2 separate regions of the Homo sapiens genome follow, and region 1 is linked to region 2. Evidence: read pairs that join two places in POLR2A ChIA-PET (ENCODE). Cell type or tissue: PC-9. All regions are shown on one strand. Each heading gives the region's core, and the rest is flanking DNA. Links, peaks and the distances in the headings are about the cores only.

Region 1 (11,589 bases), core at 5,466-10,465, 87 kb after region 2:
CAGCATTGGGAGCCGCCTCCTAGCAGGCAGCACCACAGGTGCCCTGGCTGTGGCTGTGGCCCAGCCCACGGATGTGGTAAAGGTCCGATTCCAAGCTCAGGCCCGGGCTGGAGGTGGTCGGAGATACCAAAGCACCGTCAATGCCTACAAGACCATTGCCCGAGAGGAAGGGTTCCGGGGCCTCTGGAAAGGTGTGTACCAGTTGTTTTCCCTTCCCCTTTTCCTCCTCCCCGATACTCTGGTCTCACCCAGGATCTTCCTCCTCCTACAGGGACCTCTCCCAATGTTGCTCGTAATGCCATTGTCAACTGTGCTGAGCTGGTGACCTATGACCTCATCAAGGATGCCCTCCTGAAAGCCAACCTCATGACAGGTGAGTCATGAGGTAGACGGTGCTGGGTCTCACCCTTCCCCCATGCCAGGAGCAGGTGCGGGGGTCTAGCTGACACCAGAAGACCACATCTTTTCATCCTATTTGCCCTTTGCAGGGAGAGTAAGATATCTCTTACTTGCCATATTGAAGCCAATTGGGATGAAGCTCCCACTTTGCACATTGAGGAACTGAGGCTAGATTGGCAAAATGACTCTTTCAGGTCCTCAGAAGATGTCTCAGCTGGAGTCCCTGTCTGTTTTTGTTTTTTTGTTTGTTTGTTTTTTGTTTTTTTTGAGATAGAGTCTCACTCTGTTACCCGTGTAATCTCAGCTCACTGCAACCTTCTCCTCCTGGGTTCAAGCGATTCTTGTGCCTCAGCCTCCCGAGTAGCTGGGATGACAGGTGTGCACCAGCACACTGGCTAATTTTTGTATTTTTAGTAGAGATGGAGTTTCACCATGTTAGCCAGGCTGGTCTCGAACTCCTGGCCTCAAGTGATCTGCCCACCTTGGCCTCCCAATGTGCTGGGATTACAGGTGTGAGCCTCTGCGCCCCATCCTCTTGTTTGTTTTTTGAGACAGGGTCTTGCTCGGTTGCCCAGGCTGGAGTGCAGTGGGGTGATTAATGGCTCATTGCAGCCTCGACCTCCCTGACTCAAGCAATCCTCCCACCTCAGCCTCCTGAGTAGCTGGGGCTGACTACAGGCATGCACACTGTGCCTGGCTAATTTTTGTATTTTGTAGAGACAGGGTTTTTGCCATGTTACCCAGTCTGGTCTTGAACTCCTGGGCTCAAGTGATCCACCCACCTCGGCCTCCAAAAGAAGTCCTGGATTACAGGCATGAGACATTGTGCCCAGCCTCTCTGTCTCTTTAAAATCATGAAAACTCGTAGCTACTTAAGTAATTCTCCTGCCTTCTGGAATGATGGGTGAAGATCTTGACTGCCTTGCCTGCTCCTCCTTGGCAGATGACCTCCCTTGCCACTTCACTTCTGCCTTTGGGGCAGGCTTCTGCACCACTGTCATCGCCTCCCCTGTAGACGTGGTCAAGACGAGATACATGAACTCTGCCCTGGGCCAGTACAGTAGCGCTGGCCACTGTGCCCTTACCATGCTCCAGAAGGAGGGGCCCCGAGCCTTCTACAAAGGGTGAGCCTCTGGTCCTCCCCACCCAGTTCAGGCCTCTTGGCTATGCATGTCTATTGTGGGTGGGAGAGAACCACCTGGAAGTGAGTAGCAGCCAAGTGTGACTATTTCTGATCCTGGTCCTGGCATTTCACCAGCATTCACCTATCCCCTTAATTCCTTCCTCCCAGAATTGCTACCATCACTGTTTATTAGGTGTTAAATGGAGACTCAAAGGGAATTCATGCTTATAGCCAAGCAGCTGTGAGCTCAGTTCATTGAGTCCTCCCAGCCTCCTTTGGGACAGAGCAACTGGGTTGGATTGAATACCAGGCCCAGTGAGGGAAGTGGGAGGTGGAGGTGCCCCCATGACCTGTGATTTTTCTCCTCTAGGTTCATGCCCTCCTTTCTCCGCTTGGGTTCCTGGAACGTGGTGATGTTCGTCACCTATGAGCAGCTGAAACGAGCCCTCATGGCTGCCTGCACTTCCCGAGAGGCTCCCTTCTGAGCCTCTCCTGCTGCTGACCTGATCACCTCTGGCTTTGTCTCTAGCCGGGCCATGCTTTCCTTTTCTTCCTTCTTTCTCTTCCCTCCTTCCCTTCTCTCCTTCCCTCTTTCCCCACCTCTTCCTTCCGCTCCTTTACCTACCACCTTCCCTCTTTCTACATTCTCATCTACTCATTGTCTCAGTGCTGGTGGAGTTGACATTTGACAGTGTGGGAGGCCTCGTACCAGCCAGGATCCCAAGCGTCCCGTCCCTTGGAAAGTTCAGCCAGAATCTTCGTCCTGCCCCCGACAGCCCAGCCTAGCCCACTTGTCATCCATAAAGCAAGCTCAACCTTGGCGTCTCCTCCCTCTCTTGTAGCTCTTACCAGAGGTCTTGGTCCAATGGCCTTTTTGGTACCTGGTGGGCAGGGGAGGAACCACCTGACTTTGAAAATGGGTGTGATCCACCTTCCACCTCCAGCATCCAATCTGAAGCCCGTGTAGGTCATCTGGTCCATTTCTCTCTAGACCCAGGCCCTGTACTAACATGGGGAGTGCAGGAGCCACCTGAGAGACAGCAGTGCCTCCCCTTCCTTTGCCGGGCCACTTGAGCTCTTACTCAGAATCTGGTACTCTAGTGCCTGCCATCCCAACCCCCCACCCCAGCCGCAGGCCTGTTTATCTGCACAACAAGAGTGCTCCTGTGTGCCCTGCATCTCCTGCAGTTCCAGAGGAACATGAGACTCTTAGATGCTGTTGACTTTATTTTATTCCATTTTACAAATGGAAGGAAGACCCACCTCCCCCAAAGTCCCAGACCTTGTGAGAACAAGTCAGTCAGCCTCCTTCCACCCTCCACAGCCACAGCCACACCCACAGAGGAAATGTTACTGAACTGGGTGGAGCAGGCCCTGACTCCACAGAGGGTGGGTGGAGGCTGCAGGGCAAACATCTGGTCTCTGCCTGAGGATACTTTCCATTTGTGTTTTTTGTTGTTTTGAGACAGAGTCTCACTTGCTGTCACCCAGGCTGGAGTGCAGTGGTGCAATCTTGGCTCACTGCAACCTCTCCCAGGTTCAGGCGATTCTCCTGCCTCAGCCTCCCAAGTAGCTGGGATTACAGGCATACACCATCATACCTGGCTAATTTTTGTGTTTTTGGTAGAAACGGGGTTTTGCCATGTTGGCCAGGCTGGTCTCAAACTCCTGACCTCAAGTGATCCACCTACCTCAGCCTCCCAAAGTGCTGGGATTACAGGCATGAGCCACTGTGCCTGGCCAGGATATTTTCCATTTGGAGTCTCACCACCACAACCCCCCTCCACCTGCCCCTGCCCCAGCTAGGCATCCAAGGAGGCCGCAAGAAGCCAGGGCCTTGGCTGCACAGGGGTCTCCGCTTCTCTGTCCCTGTTCTTATCACCTGCACTCAGAGGCAGGTGGGCAGGGGTACTACAATTTCAAGGAGTGGAGACTGTGAGGTCCTGGAATCCCAAGGCATCTCCTGTAGGGCTGGGCCCTTAGAATTATGTCACTCAGACCCAGTTTGTAGGTGTCTGAAGAAACTGAGGCCTGACACAGGTGATGCAGGCAAGAACACCCAGAAAGTCCACTACTGAACTGGGACCGGGACCCAGTCCTCCTTCCCCTTGTGGACTCCCCCAGAGACCAGTGCTGGGGTCCTTGGGGAAGCCTGTTTGGCAGCTGTGGAGCTAGGCCCTGAGAACACGACCACCCTCCCTCTTCCCTCAGCCTCAAGCCGCTGAAGCCACTGCTGCTTCGCCGCCTCGTAAGCCCAATGGTCAGAGCTGGAGGCTAGACCCTTCAGTGCTTGGGTTGAGGGCCAGGGTGTTAGATTGGTTTTTGGAGAAGGAACGAGGGCCCAGGATTCTTCAGCTTCTTAGTTTTTGACAAATTGAGCTGAGGCCCCATAGTCCTCGGGAGGGACAGGGTTGAGTGCCATAAGTCGGCAAACCAGGGTAAAGGTGACAGGCAGCTCAGCCAGGCTGCAGGGGGTGGCATATACAGAGGACCTGGCCACTACTTTATGTACCTTCTTACACTAATTCTGTGAGGCAGGCTGTTTGTTAGCTCTGCTCTGGACGGGAAGAAGTAGGGGCAGTTTGGTAGGTGTGTGTCAAAGCTAAACAGGCTGGGTGGGCATGAGCAAGTCAGCTGGTTCATTCAGCAGCCTTAATAGACACGAGGCTACCCAACTTCACTGTGGTTCTGGGTGTGGCCTTAGGACAATGAGCTGGGAACAGTGGTAGGAACCACTGGAAAACATACCAGTGGGTCTCATTCATTCTGATCACAGGTAGATCACTTCTCTTTGGTTCCCAACCCTTTAATGCCTATTAAGTGGGCAGATGATAAGCCCTGCTTTGCCTAATTCAAGGTAACACTGAAGATCACTAAGGTAATAGGAATCTCCTAAGGGACTTTCAGGCCCAAGACCCAGGCTTCCTTCAAGATAAGGAGTAGGCTTTCCTGCTGCCCTACAGGAGACCTAGAGTTGAAGAATTTCACAGCCCTGCCTCTGCACTCCAATTCAGGGCTTGCCCTCAGAACAGGGCAGCTCTCACCATCCCACTCCACCTGAGTCCTGCCCCAGAGCATTTCATGCCTCACCATCTGGTTTCCATGAAAGGCCTGCAAGGTAGGGGCTGTAAGCTTTAAGAAACGGGTTCAGAGAGGTGAAGTGATTTGCCCAAAGGCACACAGCTGGCTAGTAGCACACTGGGGATCCAGAACAGGTGTGTCTGACTCCAAAGCCCACATGCTTTTAACTACTATGCTGAAATGCTTCCTGGAGCCCTGGTCCCAGAGTCTTCACCTCAAGGTCTTTGGGTAGCTGACTTCATGGTGATTTTTTTTTTAATTTTAAGATGGCGTCTCTTCTGTCGTGCAGGCTGGAGTGCAGTGGCAAGATCTCAGCTCACTGCAACCTCTGCCTCCTGGGTTCAAGTGATTCTCCTGCCTCAGCCTGCCAAGTAGCTGGGATTACAAGTGCATGCCACCATGCCCGGCTAATTTTTGTATTTTTAGTAGAGACAAAGTTTCACCATGTTGCCCAGGCTGGTCTTGAACTCCTGACCTTGTGATCCACCCGCCTCGGCCTCCCAAAGTGCTGGGATTACAGGCATGAGCCACCGCGCCCAGCCCATGGTGATTTTTTTAATGACAAAAGTGCTACTGAACCCCCGTTTTAAAAAAAAAACCTTAAGCTGATGTGATTTGAATGGTGGAGTCCCAAGCAATCTGGAGAACATGGGGCCTTTTCTGGCACCTCTGAAGGCATTCCATGGAATTGGCTACCTACTCCCCGTAAGCCTGGATCTATCCTCACCCAAGCTCAGACTCTAGAAGGGAACCTCCCTGGCATGGAAGGGGAGCATAACACACGTGTTGACTATGAGGAGGCAAGTGTGGTCTACGCAGGCCCAGTTGGACCTGGATGCTGGAACTCCAGGCCTTGAGGGCAGCAGTGCTGTTACCCCTTCCTGAATCTAAGCAGTGAGTTCACCAAGCACTTTCACATCAATGTTCTCTGTCCTCACAACATGCCCGTGAGGGGGGTTATGGGCTCTGCTTTACTGACAAGACAGGTGTGGTGACTGGTCCCAGGAGAAAGTGGCAGGGCTGGGGTCAGAACTCAGGTTTCCTGCCTCCCAGATCACCCTGCCCAGGACCCTATCACAGACCAGGGGATTGAGGCCAGAGAGGTAGAACCAAAGCTGTTTCCAGTGCACATGTGTTCTTTATGCTGCTTCTCTACGCAGGGCGAGTCTGTGGGAAGTGACCTTCAAGGTTTTTGGGGGTTTTTTTTGTTTTTTGTTTGAGACAGAGTCTTGCTCTGTCACCCAGGCTGGAGTGCAGTGGCGCAGTCTCGGCTCACTGCAACCTCCACCTCCTGGATTCAAGTGATTCGCCTGCCTCAGCCTGCCGAGTAGCTGGGATTACAGGCCCTCGCCACCATGCCCAGCTAATTTTTGTATTTTTAGTAGAAACGGGTTTTCACCATGTTGGCCAGGCTAGTCTTGAACTCCTGACCTCAGGTGATCCACCTGCCTCGGCCTCCCAAAGTGCTGGGATTACAAGCATAAGCCACCACACCCGGCCTTTCTAGTTTTTTTGAGATGGAATTTCACTTTCGCCCAGGCTGGAGTGCAGTGGTGCAATCTCAGCTCACTGTAACTCTGCCTCCCAGGTTCAAGCAATTCTCCTGCCTCAACCTTTGGAGTAGCTGGGATTACAGGTGCCCACCATCACACCTGGCTAATTTTTGTATTTAGTAGAGACGAGGTTTCACTATGTTGGCCATGCTGGTCTCGAACTCCTGACCTCAAGTGATCCGCCCACCTTGGCCTCCCAAAGTCCAGGCATGAGCCACCGCACCCAGCCACCTTCAAGGTTCTGATGACAGCTTTGCCACTGAGGCCTGAGTGACCTGCAATGAATGTTTTCTTTTGTGCTTTAGTTTTCCTGTCTCTAACGTGACCATATCATGCTCCAGAGATTGTCTCTTCTGTCATGAAAAGCCAGAGCAGAGCTAGAGACCCTCAGAGGCCACACAGCCCTGCCCCACTCTATCAAAGTGGAAGCACAGAGGATCTGAACCCTTACCTGCCCTTTCCCACAAAGCCAGGACAGGGACTCAGGCACTCAGCTCCTTAGGCCTCTTTCTTCCCTGTGCCCCACAAGAAGGGCTAATATGAAGCTCCTCTCCAATGTACTCTCGTGGGTGTAGCTGGAGGACAGGAAATAGATCTTTATTATGTCAGTTTAAGCCCTGCGCCATCCCACCCTTGTATCATATCTGTGCAGCAGGCTCCCCTGCACACCCTGAGGCTGTGGCGGGTAGGGGTGGGGTGAGGCCCGGCTAGCCTCCTCTCACCCCTGCTCCAGCCCACCACAGTCATGTCAGCAATGCCTGGCGCAGCATCTGCTTCTTCTGGGGTGTGAGGCGGGTGGGGAACTGGATGTCGAAGAAGATGAAGAGATCCCCTTTCTTAGTGGGGTCCTCCGGCAATGGCATCCCCTCCCCTGGCACCTTCTTGAAGTATTTGGGGCTGAAATAGGATGAAAGAAAGGAGCATAGAGGGCATCCCAGAGCAGCACCTCAGCAGGTCCCTGTCATATAACCCCTACTCACATAACCCCAGGAAGGGGACAGTCACTGCAGTCTTCACCTGGAGTGGTTCTTAGCCAGAACTGGTTGGGAAAGGAGCTCCCTGAAAACCTGTTTACACTGAGTCTCTGATGGAGGATTCCAGAAACTTTGTTTAAGACATGGGAAACGGGAAGTAAAGGTGAGCAAACCCTGGGGTGAGGGCGAGGGTGCTGGGCTGCCAGGCAAACCTCCTCACGGGCAGAGGGCCTTTCTTGGAAAAGGACTTAGGATATGCAACTCAGAACTCTAATGAGAAGTTTGCAGGGCATGGAGGCTACAGGGTTGCCCAACAATGGGGGCCTCTAGCCTCTGCAGTGGCTTTGTGTGGATTAGAAAAAGATGTTCCTTTTGCCAGGTGATTGCAGCCCACAGCTTGGCCAGTGTGGGTTCAGTTTTGGTCCTCTCTATCCCCTCAGCAGGGAACCCTTCTGCTGGGGGCAGCCTGTACAACTCTACTGGGCAGACCTGTCACACTACCACCTAAATCCCAGGCTAGCCCTTCTCTTGGCTACTGGGGCCCAAGGCAGATGGACTCACTGGATGATGTCATTGATGGGGATGTTGAGCAGACGGTCATCTAGGGTCCTCACCTCCACAGTGCAGCAGGTGAGAGCCTAGGGAGGGTCAGGGCCAAAGGTGGGGCTGAGGAGGGTCACCATGGCTCTCCTATTTAGAAGGCACCTTAGGAACCTGTCCAGTGCCAGACTGTGAGTTGGGCACAAGGGAGACGAGGCTGTTCAATAACTAATAGGTGAATGACCCATGCAATTTTCTGCACTGGCAGGAAAGATGGATGGATCTGGCAGGTAAGATGGATGTTGTATAAATGTAATGATGGAGACAGAATAAAAGCGTTTGTGGGAGCCAAGGAGAGGCCCCTAAACCATTCAGGAGTGGGGCAGGAAGTGGTAGCAGTGGTGGTAGCTATTGATGAGGACCCTATAGGGTCAGGTGAATAGACAGCATTCCAGGGAGAGGGCCCAGCAGAAATGAGAACGGAGGTGTGACAATGCGCCACACAGGCAGGGTGCTATGCGGCGAAGGGGCGGGAGTGCAGGGGAAGGAGTAAGCAGGGAGCAGATCGCAGAGGGCCTCCAGTGGCACAAAGATGTTTAGACAGGAGTGTGGCAGGGTCTGATGAGTGTGTGGCAGGATCCCTAAGGAGAAGAGCCTGGAGGAGATGAGAAGTGGGGAGGAAGGCCTGCTGCGCAGATCTGGTGTACAGATCCAGGCGGTGCAGATGAGCAGACGGGACCAAGTGGATGGTGATTTAGAGGGTGGAATCCACAGGGCTTAGTGACTGATGGCAGGTGGTTGTGGGAGGGGAGGCCAAGTCTAGGCCGGGGCAGGCAGGGCTCACTCTGATCTCCTCCCCGCTGCTCCTGCACTTTGCCCACTCACCTTGCCAAGAGGGATGGGGTTCACGAAGAAGAGGTTGTCATTCTCCCTGCGGAAGCGAGGGTGTAGCTTCTCCTTTACGATGAAAATGATGTCTGCTGGGATGATGTTGGGGCCCTGGGCAGGGGACGCCAAAAGGTGACAAGGACTAGTTGGCCGTGTGACCTTGGCCAAGTTCCTGCCTCTACTTGTCTCCATGTCTTCATCTGTACAATGGGGAGATGAGAGCAGGTTTTCTGGAAGGGCCTTTTCAGTTTGGCCCCCATAGCCCAGATGGATTAGAAGCCCGAGAAGCTTACCCAAATGAATCCCCCCAGAATTACTTCTGTACTGAGCATGCCCAAAATAGACACACTCAGCTGGAGGGGCGGAGAGGCTTCCTCAGACGGCAGGCAGGTGGAACACTAAGCTGGGCGTCAGGCAACTGCCCGTATGTCTCTGTCTTGCTAGTAACTCCAGGCATGACACCCCTGTCCCAAACTTCATTAAGTCACCAAAACTCTGCTGAGGTCTCTTCTGGGCGCTGGGGACAGAGGAATCAGACTGGCCCCTAACACTGACAGTGAATCCTCAGCACGCTCAAGACATGATAAAGGGAGGCCCAGAGGCTGGGGCTCAGAGGAGGCTGCCCAGAGCGGGGAACACTGGAGCTGGGTTTTGAAGCGTGTTTATTCGAAGTAGATGTTTTATTTGTATTTTGTCTGTTTGTTTTGTTTTTAGACAGGATCTCGCTCTGTTGCCCAGGCTGAAGTGCAGTGGCATGATCATACTTCACTGCAGCCTTGACCTCCTCGGCTCAAAAGATCCTCCTGCCTCAGTCTCCTGAGTATCTGGGACCACAGGCACACACTACCATGCCCAGCTAAATTTTTTATTTTTAGTAGAGACAAGGTCTCGCTATGTTGCCCAGACTGGTCTCAAACTTCTGAGCTCAAGTGATTCTCCTGCCTTGGCCTCCCAAAGTGCTGAGGCTATAAGTGTGAGCCACCAGGCCAGACCGGAGGTAGATGTTTCATAGGTGAGAAAGGGGGCAAAAAGTGCAGGCAAAGGAATGTGTCTTCCCTGGCTCTGAATGCCTCTTCTCAGGACTTAAGGATTCAGCACGCCTTGGACAATAAATTTATGTTTTTATTTAAATAGTATTTAATTTAAAATTATTATTAATAGGCCAGGCACGGTGGCTCACACCTTTAATCCCAGGCACTTTGGGAGGCCGAGGCAGGCGTATCACCTGAGGTCAGGATTTCGAGGCCAGTCTGGCCAACACGGAGAAACCCTATCTCTATAAAAATACAAAAATTAGCTGGGTGGCTGGGCGCAGTGGCTCACGCCTGTAATCCCAGCACTTTGGGAGGCCGAGACAGGTGGATCACCTGAGGTCAGGAGTTCAAGACCAGCCTGGCCAACATGGTGAAACCCCGTCTCTACTAAAAATACAAAAATTAGTCGGGTGTGGTGGTGCATGCCTGCAATCCCAGCTACTGGGGAAGCTGAGGCAGCAGAATAACTTGAACCCGGGAGGCGGAGTTTGCAGTGAGCTGAGATCGCACCACTGCCTTCCAGCCTGGGTAACAGAGCGAGACTCTGTCTCAAAAAAAAAAAAAAAAAAAAAAAAATTAGCTGGGCGTGGTGGCACATGCCTGTAGTCCCAGCTACTCAGGAGGCTGGGGCAGGATAATTGCTTGAATCCAGGAGGTGGAGGCTGCAATGAGCTGAAATCATGCCACCTCACTCCAGCCTGGGCGACAGTGAGACTCCATCTCAAAATAAAAATAAATAAATAAATAAATACATAAATAAATAAAATTATTATGATTAAATGGTTTCTGAGTAGCTCCTGTAATTGGGCTTTATTCTGAGAAGCACTGAAGAAAATCAGGAAAACACTGGAGTTCAGACTGGGATCTCCTTTCAGCTCCCATGTTCTTGCCCTGGGCAAGTCCCTTTCTTCTCTGGGCCCCCATTTCCCACTCTGTAAAATGGGGACAGTCCCTGGGCTGCCTGTTCACAGAAGCACTGTAAGGCTAAGGCTCTGTTCCTTGGAAGGAACATTAGGGATCCCATCTCACCCACTCTGCAGACTGGGCTCTCTACAGACCAAGGCTCACAGGGGCAGGAAAAAGTATTGCCTCCTTTCCCTTCCTTTCCTCCTCAGTCTTCCCACCGCCTGAGCTCAGTGACTGACCTGAGTCAGCTTCTTCCCCCCTCACCTGGTCCCCTTCCTTCTCAAAGGTGATGCGTGTGCCCTGCCTCCAACCGGGCTTCACATCAATGGTCAGGATCTTGTCCTTGATGGTGGAGGAGTACCCATCCTCGTTCAGCACCTATAGCAACATATCAGGTGTGGGGAGGTCTGCTTAGGACTTCCATGAGTACAGTCGAGATTTGCTCAGATTTTCATGAACACTCAGGTGACCTTTGCACACGTGAAAGATGCTCTATGGGATTTGTACTTGGGCTCAATCCTCTAGCAATGGGAAGAGCCTCCAGCAATGGGGAGAGCCTGCCCTGAGCCACTCCCACTCCCATCCTGTTGCCATGACAACCAAGAACTTATGATTCCAGTATGGCAGAGGATGCCATGAGACTGGGGCTGGGGGCTGAGATGCCAAGCAGTCACCATTAGTTGATCAAACACACAGCTCCAGCCCTGGCCACTAACAGATACATGGTGAAAATGTACTCCATTCCTCTCTCCAAATCCCAGAGGCCCGGCCCTGAGCCTCCAGCAAGTCTCTTAATCCCAAAGAGAGAAATGAAAGTCAACATATCTAAGCCTCCCCCAGTGCATTCCCCACTGGGGATCCTTCCACTCCCCAGTCGCATGTCCAGATGGGTTCCATCTGTGGAAAGCATGGCCGCATCGGCATCTCCTCTGCTGGGCAAAGGTGGAGGGGGCTTGCTCTTATGCCTGGCACAGGGCTGGGCCATGGGACAGGGCCAAGCCAAGGACTAGACATGAGGCACTGAGGGTCTTCCTCAACCCGTCACCTTGGGGACTATCTCCCAGCCCACCCTCCATGCCCACTGTTCTTTC
Region 2 (11,589 bases), core at 3,456-8,455:
CATTTAAAGTTAATATTGTTAATGTGTGAATTTGATCCTGTCATTATGATGTTAGCTGATTATTTTGCTCGTTAGTCGATGCAGTTTCTTCCTAGCATTGATGGCCTTTACAATTTGGCATGTTTGTGGAGCGGCCAGTACTGGTTGTTCCTTTCCATGTTTAGTACTTCCTTTGGGAGCTCTTGTAAGGCAGGCCTGGTGGTGAGAAAAATCTCTCAGCATTTGTCTTTACAGGACTTCATTTCACTTTCACTTATGAAGCTCAGTTTGACTGGATATGAAATTCTGGGTTGAAAATTCTTTTCTTTGAGAATGTTGAATATTGGCCCCCACTCTCTTCTGGCTTGTAGAGTTTCAGCTGAGAGATCTGCTGTTAGTCTGATGGGCTTCCCTTTGTGGGTAACCCAACCTTTCTCTCTGGCTGCCCTTAACATTTTTTCCTTCATTTCAACTTTGGTGAATCTGACAATTATGTGTCTTGGAGTTGCTCTTCTCGAGGAGTATCTTTGTGGCATTCTCTGTATTTCCTGAATTTGAATGTTGGCCTGCCTCACTAGGTTGGGGAAGTTCTCCTGGATAATATTCTGAAGAGTGTTTTCCAACTTGGTTCCATTCTCCCTGTCACTTTCAGGTACAGCAGTCAGATGTAGACTTGGTCTTTTCACATAGTCCCATATTTCTTGGAGGCTTTGTTCATTTCTTTTTACTCTTTTTTCTCTAAACTTCTCTACTCGCTTCATTTCATTCATTTGATCTTCAATCACTGATACCCTTTCTTCCACTTGATCAAATGGGCTACTGAAGGTTGTGCACACATCACATAGTTCTCGTGCCATGGTTTTCAGCTCCATCAGGTCATTCAAGGACTTCTCCACACTGTTTATTCTAGTTAGTCAGTCGTCTAATCTTTTTTCAAGGTTTTTAGCTTCTTTGCAATGGGTTCGAACATCCTCCTTTAGCTTGGAAAAGTTTGTTATTACTGATGGTCTGAAGCCTTCTTCTCTCAACTCGTCAAAGTCATTCTCCGTCCAACTTTGTTCCGTTGCTGGCGAAGAGCTGTGTTCCTTTGGAGGAGGAGAGGCGCTCTGATTTTTAGAATTTTCAGCTTTTCTGCTCTGGTTTCTCCCCATCTTTGTGGTTTTATCTACCTTTGGTCTTTGATGATGGTGACGTCCACATGGGGTTTTGGTGTGGATGTCCTTTCTGTTTGTTAGTTTTCCTTCTAACTTTCAGGACCCTCAGCTGCAGGTCTGTTAGAAATTTGCTGGAGGTCCACTCCAGACCCTGTTTGCCTGGGTATCACCAGCGGAGGCTGCAGAACAGCAAATATTGCAGAACAGCAGATGTTGCTGCCTGATCCTTCCTCCAGAAGCTTCGTCTCAAAGGGGAACCCAGCTGTATGGGTGTCAGTCAGCCCCTACTGGGAGGTGTCTCCCAGTTAGGCTACTCAGGGGTCAGGGACCCACTTGAGGAGGCAGTCTGTCCGTTCTCAGATCTCAAACTCCGTGCTGGGAGAACCACTACTCTCTTCAAAGCTGTCAGACAGGGACGTTTAAGTCTGCAGAAGTTTCTGTTGCCTTTTATTCAGCTATGCCCTGCCCCCAGAGGTGGAGTCTACAGAGGCAGGCAAGCCTCCTTGAGCTGCGATGGGCTCCACCCAGTTCGAGCTTCCCAGATGCTTTGTTTACCTACTCAAGCCTCAGCAATGGTGGACATCCTTCCCCCAGCCTCACTGCCACCTTGCAGTTCGATCTCAGACTGCTGTGTTAGCAGTGAGCGAGGCTACATGGGCGTGGGACCCTCCAAGCCAGGCGCGGGATACAGTCTCCTGGTGTGCCGTTTGCTAAGGCCGTTGGAAAAGTGCAGTATTAGGGTGGGAGTATCCTGATTTTCCAGGTACCATCCATCATGGCTTCCCTTTGCCAGGAAAGGGAATTCCCCAACCCCTTGTGCTTCCTGGGTGAGGCAATGCCCTGCCCTGTTCCATGGGCTGCACCCACTGTCTGATAAGCCCCGGTGAGATGAACCCGGTACCTCAGTTGGAAATACAGAAATCAACCGTCTTCTGCGTTGCTCACGCTGGGAGCTGCAGACTGGAGCTGTTCCTATTCGGCCATCTTGGAACCTCTTTCAAGACTACTTGTTAAATGTTAAACTGCATGTGGACAGGAATAAAATCTGTGGTTCCTGAGTGTGAATTTGTTCATCAGAATGCTTTCTGTCCAGAGGGACAGACTGAGGCCCCTGGAGGAGTACTTACTGAAAGGAGCAGCGAGATAGAGAAAAGGGTGGAGCCTCAAAGATGAACTTCACCTATCAGGAGAAGTGGGAGTATGGATTTGGAGAAATCTTTCTTTTTTTTTTTTTTTTTTTTTTTTTGAGACAGAGTCTCGCTCTGTCACCCAGGCTGGAGTGCAGTGGTGCAATCTCGGCTCACTGCAAGCTCCGCCTCCCAGGTTCACGCCATTCTCCTGCCTCAGCCTCCCAAGTAGCTGGGACTACAGGCAGCCACCACCACGCCTGGCTAATTTTTTGTATTGTTTAGTAGAGACGGGGTTTCACCATGTTAGGCAGGAGAGAATTCTTGAGCTAGACAGTTATAAAGAATACAAACCAGTTAGAATACACATACAGAATCTGTTCCCTGGAGCATGTCGATTATGTTTAGGACATACTTCTTCTATTCTTTTCTGCTCTGCTCATCTCTTTTCCTTCATCTGTAATCCTGACATTCATAGCATTTTAGAGCTGAAAGTGATCTCGTGAAATATATAGTCTATATTTTGTAAAGTGTCTATTATTCAGTGCTATCCAAAAGAACTTTCTGTTATGATGGAAATGTTCTGTGGGTTCAGTGTCCAGTATGGTAGCCACTAGCCCCATGTGGCTATCGAGCACTTGAAATATGGCTAGTGCAACCAAGGAAGTAAATTTTTTATCTTTAGTTTTAATTAATTTAAAGGTGAATGGCCACATGTGGCTAGTGGGTTATCTTCCTGGACAGCTCAGTTAGACTATCTAGTATCATCAGCCATCTTCATTTTACACTGTCTTAAGACAGAATAACTTGACCAAGTCTCCCACATTGGAAACCTGATCTTGTAAAAATTAACATTAGGTATTCTCACCAGCACCCAGTATTTTACATTTGTTAACCCCATAGTAGAGGCAATATAGGAGACAGTTTAGAACATGGACTCTGGAGCCAGAATGCTTGAATTGGACTCTCAGTTCTACCATTTAATAAATATGTGACCAACTAATTTAATTTCTCAGTACCCAGTTTTTAGAAATCTATATGATAGAAATAATAATGATAGAAATAACAATGATAGAAATAATGATAGAAATCTACATGATAGAAATAATCAATAGGATAGAAATAGCTATCTTATAGGGTTGTTGTAAGGATTAAATGAGTTAATATATATAAAGTACATAGAACAGTGCCTTACATATCACAGTAAGTGATATGTAAGTGTTACTTACTCTTAGTATTTATCTTAATCCTTACAATATCTTTGGAAGTGTAAGTATAATATGCCCAATTTTACAGTTGAAGAAGCTGTGGCCTAGATACTTCTTGCCCAAAATCACATTGCATGTATGTGGCAGAGCCAATATTTGGTCATCTGACTCTTAGGTTCAGGACTCTTTGTAGTTCTGTCCTGTCTTTTGCCTCTCAACACAGTATTTTCCATCTTCCCACAAAGTACAGAACATGAGAGAAGTCACTTCTTTTTGGAGAATATTTATGAACTGAGCCTTAAAAAGACAGGGTAATAGCAGAAAGGTCACTGAAAACATGTCATCAATTGATTGATTGATTGATTGACACGGTCTCACTCTGTACCCCAGTCTGGAGTGTAGTGGTGCAATCTCAGCTCACTGCAGCCTCTGCCTCCCAGACTCAAGAGATCCTCCCACCTCCTGAGTAGCTGGGACTACAGGCATGTGCCACCATGCTTGGCTAATTTTTTTTTTATACATGGGATCTCACTGTATTGCCCAGGCTGGTCTTGAATTTCTGCGCTCAAGTTGTCCTCCTACCTTGGTCTCCCAACGTGCTGGGATTACAGGCTTGAGCCACTACACCCAGCCTGAAAACATTTCAGACACAGGGGGATAGCTTGAGCAAAGACCCCATAGGAAGAAGAGGGCCAGGAATAGTCCTGCTTGTGCCTGTATAATCTGAGGCTTCTTGTGTACCCTAAAGTACAGTCACTGCACTTTATTCTATTTCAGGGAGCCCCTTGACAGAGCGGAAAGTATCGATACCCAGTTGTTGTGTATCCTTTGCAACAGCCGATGAGTCATCTCCTGTATACACCCAAGTGGTTGAAAACACAGATTCCCCCATCTGGAATTTTCAACAGCAGTCAAGGTTTGTGTTATCCGTTATTCGTCAGCCTTCCAGAATCTGCTTTTTGTTCCAAGACACAAAGTCAGAGCAAGGACTATAACCAACACAATTTTTGAGCAGACCTGGAAAATGCTTTTCTTATCCAAGCAATTATTTAATCCTAGTGTTTATGAATTCACAGGAAGCAGTGGTTTAAAGGTTTTGTTTTAGTGTTTTTAACTCTTCTCAGTATGCTCAAAAATTGTTCAGTGAGAGGACCTCTCTGTTTTAGGCACTTGGAATTAAAGATTATTAAGATACTCCATGCAATTGAGGAGTTCATGGTCTTACCTGGGAAAAAATATCAATAACAAATTACCATCAAGCTGGGTTTGGTGACACATGCCTGTAATCCCAGCTACTGGGGGAGGGGAGGGGTGGCATTGGAGGATGGTGGAGCCCAGGTGGGAGCATCACTTGAGCCCAGGAGTTCGAGACTTGCCTGGGCAATATAGCAAGACCATGTCTCAAAAAAAAAAAAAAAAATTACAATAAAGAGAAATAAGAAGGGGATGCTGGTAGAGCTCAGAAAAAAAGATTATTTAGGACAACCTAGAAGTTCAGGGAAGGCTTCATAAATAAGACACCTCAGCTAAATATTGAAGAATGTATATAAGTTATCCAGATGAATAAGAGTCGGAAAGATATTCCAAACAAAAAGAACTAATATCAGAAAAGGCTGTGGATTTTCATCCTTGGAAAAGACTTCTGGTGTAGTGGAAAGACCCTGGGCATTTGAACCAGAGACACTTGGTCTCCAACTCCATCTCTGTAATTTACTGACTGTGTGATCAAGTTACATAACATCTCTGAGCCACAGATTCTTCATCTGTAAAGTGGGGATCATTTTTATAAGGTCATTGTTAGGTCCAAATTAGATGACATTTAGGGCCTCATGGTACATATAGCAGGTATACAACAAATGTTAGGTCTCCCTTGGGAGGCTCAAAAAATAGGAGGTAAAGTTCTGTCAGCCACTGTGTGGTGCCACTCAGATTTTATTAGGACAAAGAGGGCTAATTAAATGTGAGGGGGCTGGCATAGGAAGCCATGAATTAAACTTTATTAAATGTGATGCAATGTTATGATAATAGTAACAAAATCATTGTTAGAATTTATACTGTATCACCTTTTATAAAGTTTAATTCTTGTCCACCAACACTAGCCATACCCATGGTGTCTGGTCTTCTGTTTTCTCACAGTGTTTGTGTACTTATTGAGTCTCAGCAGTTGGTCACAGGTTCAGTGATTTGTAATTTGAGAGGCTGGGATGAGTCAGGAGCTAGAACTGCAGTGAAAACTCAGTGCTATCTATAGTGAGCTACTGGAAATTATAGAAATTCTGGCCATAGTGGCCAGAGTACTTCATATAAAATATCAGATCCTCCCCAAAAGGCAGGAAACCAGAGGACTGAGCTTCTAAGTGGAGGTGACTTGTTCATTCACAACCTAAAAACCTAACAGAATTACAAAACTTCACAAACGTGATGAAGGGACATTAGCAATATCCTGATTTCATCTCTTCACTTTACACTTGAGGAGACTGTGGCCCAGGGAGGCTACATAGTCTGTTGGCAACAGAGGCAGGATTGGAAGAAAAATGAATAATGGCACTGTTTATAATTCCTTTATCACAAAATTGTTTCTTTTGATCTTCATAGCAACTTGCAGGTCAATAGTATTATCCCATTTAACAGGTAAGAGAACCAGGCCTGGAAGAAGCTAAGTGCATGGCCAGAGTCACTCAGGTGATAATAGCAGAGCTAGCATTCAGAGGTGAATCTTTTAATTCCCAGCTAGAATTAGAATCTCTGACCAATATTTGTTTCACTTTAGCACCGTGCCGCTCATTGGTCAGGAAGTAGGCTCTATTCACTTCCCCAGGGGTGTTTGGGGAATGAAATCAAGCCTCTTGGTTTTCTCTAGATCTCCATCTTGCTTACCTGGAGCACTGGCACCTGGTTTGGAACTTTCCAACACTTTGTCACTTAAAACTGTAATTTATGTAATATATAAATGTATTGGAGGTGTTCAGTGGATTCCACTTCAGCTTCTTTATCTGGTGTGAAAGTTAGGCATTTTCTTATTTTGTTGCCTTGCCTCTGCATGGTGTAGCATTGAGGTCAGGCAAGCCAGGGTTTAAATCCTAGCCCTACTACTTACTGACTCTTAAGTGACCTCAAGCAAACCATTTTACTTCTCTGAGTCCAACCTTATCATCTGTAAAATAAGGATAATAATGTCCATGTTATAGGCTTTTGTGCAGATGAAATGTATATGAAACACGTGGTGCCATGCCTGGCCCAAGGTAGGCACTCAGTAAATGTTCTTTTTCTCTTCCTCTTCCCTTCTCTCCATTCTCTCATTCTAAGGCATAAGCGGAATCATTACCCATTCCAGTAAAACTCTTAAATGCATGTTGAGGAACTTCTTTTCCATACTTCCTCCTCTGTCTTAGGGAAACTTTGGGAGTGGTGGGGAGGAAATGTTGTGTCAGGGGAGCCTGTTTTCAAGTCTTGGCAAGTTACTTCACCTCTCTGAGCTTCCATCCCCTCATTTTAACTGTGAAGATAAAAATATATGCCAGAAGATGGCTAAGAAGATGAAATAGTGTTGGGAAAGTGCTTTGCAAATTACAAGATATTCTTCAAATCTAAGTTTTATACTACAGAAAGTTCCTATACATTTAGTTTACAGTGGTTGTTTTTCTTAATAGGCTATCAAAAGAGCTGCTTCTGGACCCACAACAAACCCTGGTCTTCAAAGTTTGGCATAAAGGAGGTATGAACTCTGTTAAAAGAATATCTGCTTGCTTGTAAAAATAAGCTCACATCCTGTTAACAATCTACCATTCCTTTTTTTTTTTTTTTTTTTTTTTTTCCAAACCAAGTGAAGCATTCCCGACAGTGCTGGGAATGCAGATATGTGGTAGAGGGTAATCCCCCAGAAGGCCACATTATTCTCCTGTAAGAAAAAAAAAATTTTTTTTTTTGAACAAGATCTTGCTCTGTCACCTAAGCTGGAGTACAGTGGCATGATCATCTCAGTCTCCTGAGTAGCGGGGACCGCAAGCACATACCACTATGCCTAGCTAATTTTTTTTTTTTTTTTTTTTTGAGACAGAATCTTGCTGTGTTGCCCAGGCTGGAGGGCAGTGGCACGATCTTGGCTCACTGCAAGCTCCGCCTCCCAGGTTCACGCCATTCTCCTGCCTCAGCCCCCCAAGGAGCTGGGACTACAGGCGCCTGCCACCACGCCCGGCTAATTTTTTATATTTTTAGTAGAGAGAGGGTTTCAGCGTGTTAGCCAGGGTGGTCTCGATCTCCTGACCTCGTGATCCACCCGCCTCGGCCTCCCAAAGTGCTGGGATTACAGGCGTGAGCCACCGCGCCTGGCTGCTAATTATTTTTTTGTACAGACAAGGTCTCACTATGTTGCCAGGCTCTAACTCCTCTATCTCTAACTCCTGGGCTCAAGCAATCTCCTGCCGCAATCTCCTGCCTCAGCCTCCCAAAGTGCTGACACTACAGGCATGAGCCACCATACCTGGCCTATTCTCCTACAGAATTCAAGTACTTAAAAATTATATAATTTTGACTACCTGCTTAGTGCAGAAATCCAAGTACATTTCAGTCTTTCCTGTTGTATCTGTCAACCATCATAACGTACAGCCTGCCACATACAAGTGGCTTCCCCCCACGTTTGTATGATGATATTAAGCCTTCTGTTGACTCTGGCTTATTAACCAAGACCCTTGCATTATCAGGTAGTACACAAGAAGAAAGTCTAACCACATATTTTTTCTTATTTTAAGAACCTTCCCAAGAGGGATGTGCTGATATTATGGTCTTTGGACCCAGTTTTATTAAGAGGCATAACACAGCAACATTAAGAGGCTTGACTCTGAAGCCAGATTCTTTGGGTTCAAATGCCAATTCTGCCCCTTACTTTAGCAGTGTGACCTTGGGTAAATGACTTATCTGTGCATATTTACATATCTATAAAATTGAGGCTAATAATAGTACCTACTTCATAGGGTTTTTGGAGAATTAAGTAAGGGCCTGACACTTAGTAAATACCGTATCAGTTTTTCTTGTTTTTATTACCGAGCAATAATGTGCTAAGAACTTTACAAACATCTCTAATTCTTGACGGTAAAAATAAAATTAGTCTAATTTTATAGCTGTAAAAGCTGAAGCCCAAGGAAATTTAGTGGCTTGACTAAGGTCATATATCTATTAATTGGTGGAGCCAGTATTTGAACCCAGTTCTTACTGGCTGTACAGCCTTCACTGTTTGTTCTTCACCATGCTAGTAAGATTGGAAAACTTGGAAAATTGAGGTGATGAGGACTTCTAACCATCTCACAGCTTAGAAAATTTTATCTCACTAAATCTCTCCTCTAAGTCTAGCTTCTTTAAGATTCCAGCTAGGCCCTGATTTCCAAATCTTCATTTGTTTTAAGTCACCTACACAGCCTACAGAGTCACAGTTTTTTGTTTGCCAGTGGTGATATTTGGAGCTAACCTCAAACCCTAGTAAAGACCTGAGAGAAATCAGAGTGTAAAGGGAATTGACTGACCTTTCTCTCTGCCTGTGCTCCTGTTGGTGAGTGCTGCTGTGAGTCCCTTGTTTTGATGATGAGTTCTATGTTGCTGCTTTGGATTCACTTAGTTCCTCCACTGCTACCCAACCTCATAAATACAGCAAGAGCTGATCATAACTCGCTTTTCTCTGAATCAACACAAGGAATTCTTGCTGTATTTAGCTGGGCTCCACCCTCCTTTCTAGGCTTTTTCTCTCTTCTCTCTAAAGTACCACAGAGATTCTGAAGCAGACCAGGGTTCACAAGTCAGCACTTATTTTAGCAGGAAAAAGAGAATAAACTTTGGTCTTATGCAGACCTGAGTTCAAATCTTGGCTCTGCTGTTTACTATAATAACTATGTGGCCCGAATTAAATCACTTCACCTCTTTCCTGTTATCTTTCTTATTTATAAAATTAGAATAATAGTACTGGCCTTGCAGAATTTGTGAGGATTAGAGATAATATATGTAAAGTACTTGGCACATAATTATTGCTTAATAAATGGAGCTATTTTTATTATTATGTCTACTATGTGTCAGGTACTATGCTAGGACTATTGGAGTGTAGAGAATAAAATACATTCCCTACCTTCCAGGACTTCAAGAGGGTCTTGCTAAGATCTGGTCATAAATGAAAGTGAGGAAAATGCCTAGACCACACTGACCACTACTTAGTGTATGTAGATGTCTCTCTCCCCTTAGCCCACTTATGCCTGGTGTTCCATTATTGGAACGCTAAGCTTGTGGGAGTTATTTATATCCTACTGCTCAAGGTCATGACCAAGGTCTGATTTTTTACAAAAAAATTTGCAGACTCTAGCATAAATGGGTTAATTCTATCTTTTCCACACAAACTCAACACATCTAGTATAGCAAGTACTCAAATCCAACCAAGCTGTGTTCAGCAGATGTTTTATTTAAGTTTCTATTCTGTGCCAGGCACCATGCTAAGTACTAGGGATACAAAGGTAAAATAAAACAGGCATGGTCCCTGTCCTCACAGAGCTTACAGTCAGTGTGGGACATAAAAAGTACAGTATAGTATGATTAGACAAATACAGGGTACTCTGATAGGAGACGTCTAACCCAGACTTAGGATGTCAGAGAAGGCTTCCTGGAGCACACCTGAACTGAGGAATGAAGGGGCAGGATTTTTACTGTAGTCAGAGGGGAAAACAAATACAAAGTTTCAAGTCAAGAAAGAGTTGAGGGAAGTTCTTGTTGACTAGAATATTAACTGCAAAGGGAGAATGGTGGGTTGTCCTGTTAATCCAATGTTAAATTTAACTCTTCCAAGCCATTCCTTTTCTCTGTGATCTGCTTAGCCAAAGCACTCCTCAAGTATGTTTAGGACGTACTACCTTCATTTTAGGCAGAAACCTCCATCATACTTCATCCCCAGTGGGTAAGAATTACTTGACCCCCACTCTGGGGAATACAGCTTCAAGTGTTTATAGAATCAAAAACTTTCCAAGTTGAAGGGGATCTTTTTTTTTTTTTCTTTTTTGAGACAAGATCTCACTTTGTTTCCCAGGCCGGAGTGCAGTGGTAGGATTATGCTCACTGCAGCTGTGAACTCCTGAGCTCAAGCAGTCCTCCCACCTCAGCCTTCCAAGTAGCTGGGACTACAGACATGCACCACTATACCCCACAAATTTTTTGTTTTGTTTTGTTTTTTTTAGAGATGGGGTCATGTTATGTTGCACAGACTGGTCTCGAACTCTTGGCCTTAAGCAATCCTCCCTCCTCAACCTCCCAAAGTGCTGGGGTTACACGCATGAGCCACCTGCTCAACCAAAGGGGATCTTGAATCTGGTTCAGTACTTCTCATTATATGTGTGTGACTGAGGCTCAGGGAGTTAGAGGAATATGTTTTCCAGTCAAAGCCATACCTAGATTTGCTATTGTGGCACACTGCTCCTTTGTCCCACTCTAGGTTGGCCAGTTTACTTGTGCTTTCAGTGAATATTTATCAAGTTTTTCATGCAGGAAGATGTTATGCCAGGTATGGAGAGTGTAGGGAACATAGTGTAATACCTTTTCTCACCGTTTAGCTAGGTTCCAGTCTAAAGGACAGCAAGCTGTCCAAACAAATGTTATGCAGTATGTGATGAATTTAGTGTCACCAGGAATGTGCCCAAGGAACTGTGGGAACTTCACGATTACTCCTCTGGAAAATATGCATTCCTTGATTTATTAAGCAATTTATAGACCTACAGTTGTATCAGTGTTTGGTAGATCCAGCCTTTGATTTCACTATACAGAATGGAGCCTATATAAAATAGAAATTCATGGAGTGACAGAGACCTGTGTGTCCCCAGCTACGTCATGTCAGAAATGAGGAATAAGTAGCAAAGAATATGAGAATGAAGGTCATTGCATGGTAGCTTGTCCAATAAAAAGAGAATCTTCTCAGTCATTAAAGGCAGCCCCCTTACCATGTAGAGAAGAGCCTGAGCCCAGACTCATTTTGCACCCTAAACTGTTCTCCAGGGAGTTGTTTTTCCTTTTTAATTTGCATCACTTTGTTCTTAATTAAATATAATGCATATGTAGAAAATTTGGAAAATATAGAGAAGTATAAATAGGAAAATGCAAATC

Evidence for each region. ChIA-PET counts read pairs that join two places held together with the same protein. Peaks named below come from ENCODE experiments on the same cell type or tissue, not always from the same donor. Only the 100,000 strongest peaks of a DNase experiment are listed, where the experiment ranks them.
Region 1: POLR2A ChIA-PET joins it to region 2 with 6 read pairs; 5 of 35 experiments call an interaction of 5 or more read pairs at or near these places.

Annotation. Positions count from the first base shown.
Region 1 is chr11:73,965,425-73,977,013 of GRCh38, reverse strand. DNAJB13 (DnaJ heat shock protein family (Hsp40) member B13) reads right to left here. Exons shown (of 8, transcript NM_153614.4): 5 at 10,763-10,876; 6 at 8,556-8,669; 7 at 7,692-7,768; 8 at 6,733-7,053. The coding sequence ends at 6,900. UCP2 (uncoupling protein 2) reads left to right here. Exons shown (of 8, transcript NM_003355.3): 5 at 1-191; 6 at 272-373; 7 at 1,343-1,523; 8 at 1,893-2,342. The coding sequence ends at 2,007. Among named protein-coding and RNA genes, the nearest start is that of UCP2, 12 kb to the left of the region's middle. RefSeq lists enhancers at 2,636-2,725, 6,569-6,728. In PC-9, for the core only: no CTCF peak of the experiment used is centred there; no DNase peak of the experiment used is centred there.
Region 2 is chr11:74,050,201-74,061,789 of GRCh38, reverse strand. It overlaps C2CD3 (C2 domain containing 3 centriole elongation regulator), which reads left to right. Exons shown (of 33, transcript NM_001286577.2): 25 at 4,246-4,384; 26 at 7,119-7,183. Among named protein-coding and RNA genes, the nearest start is that of UCP3, 47 kb to the right of the region's middle. In PC-9, for the core only: no CTCF peak of the experiment used is centred there; DNase peaks (open chromatin) are centred at 4,289 and 5,649; H3K27ac peaks cover 2,932 bases.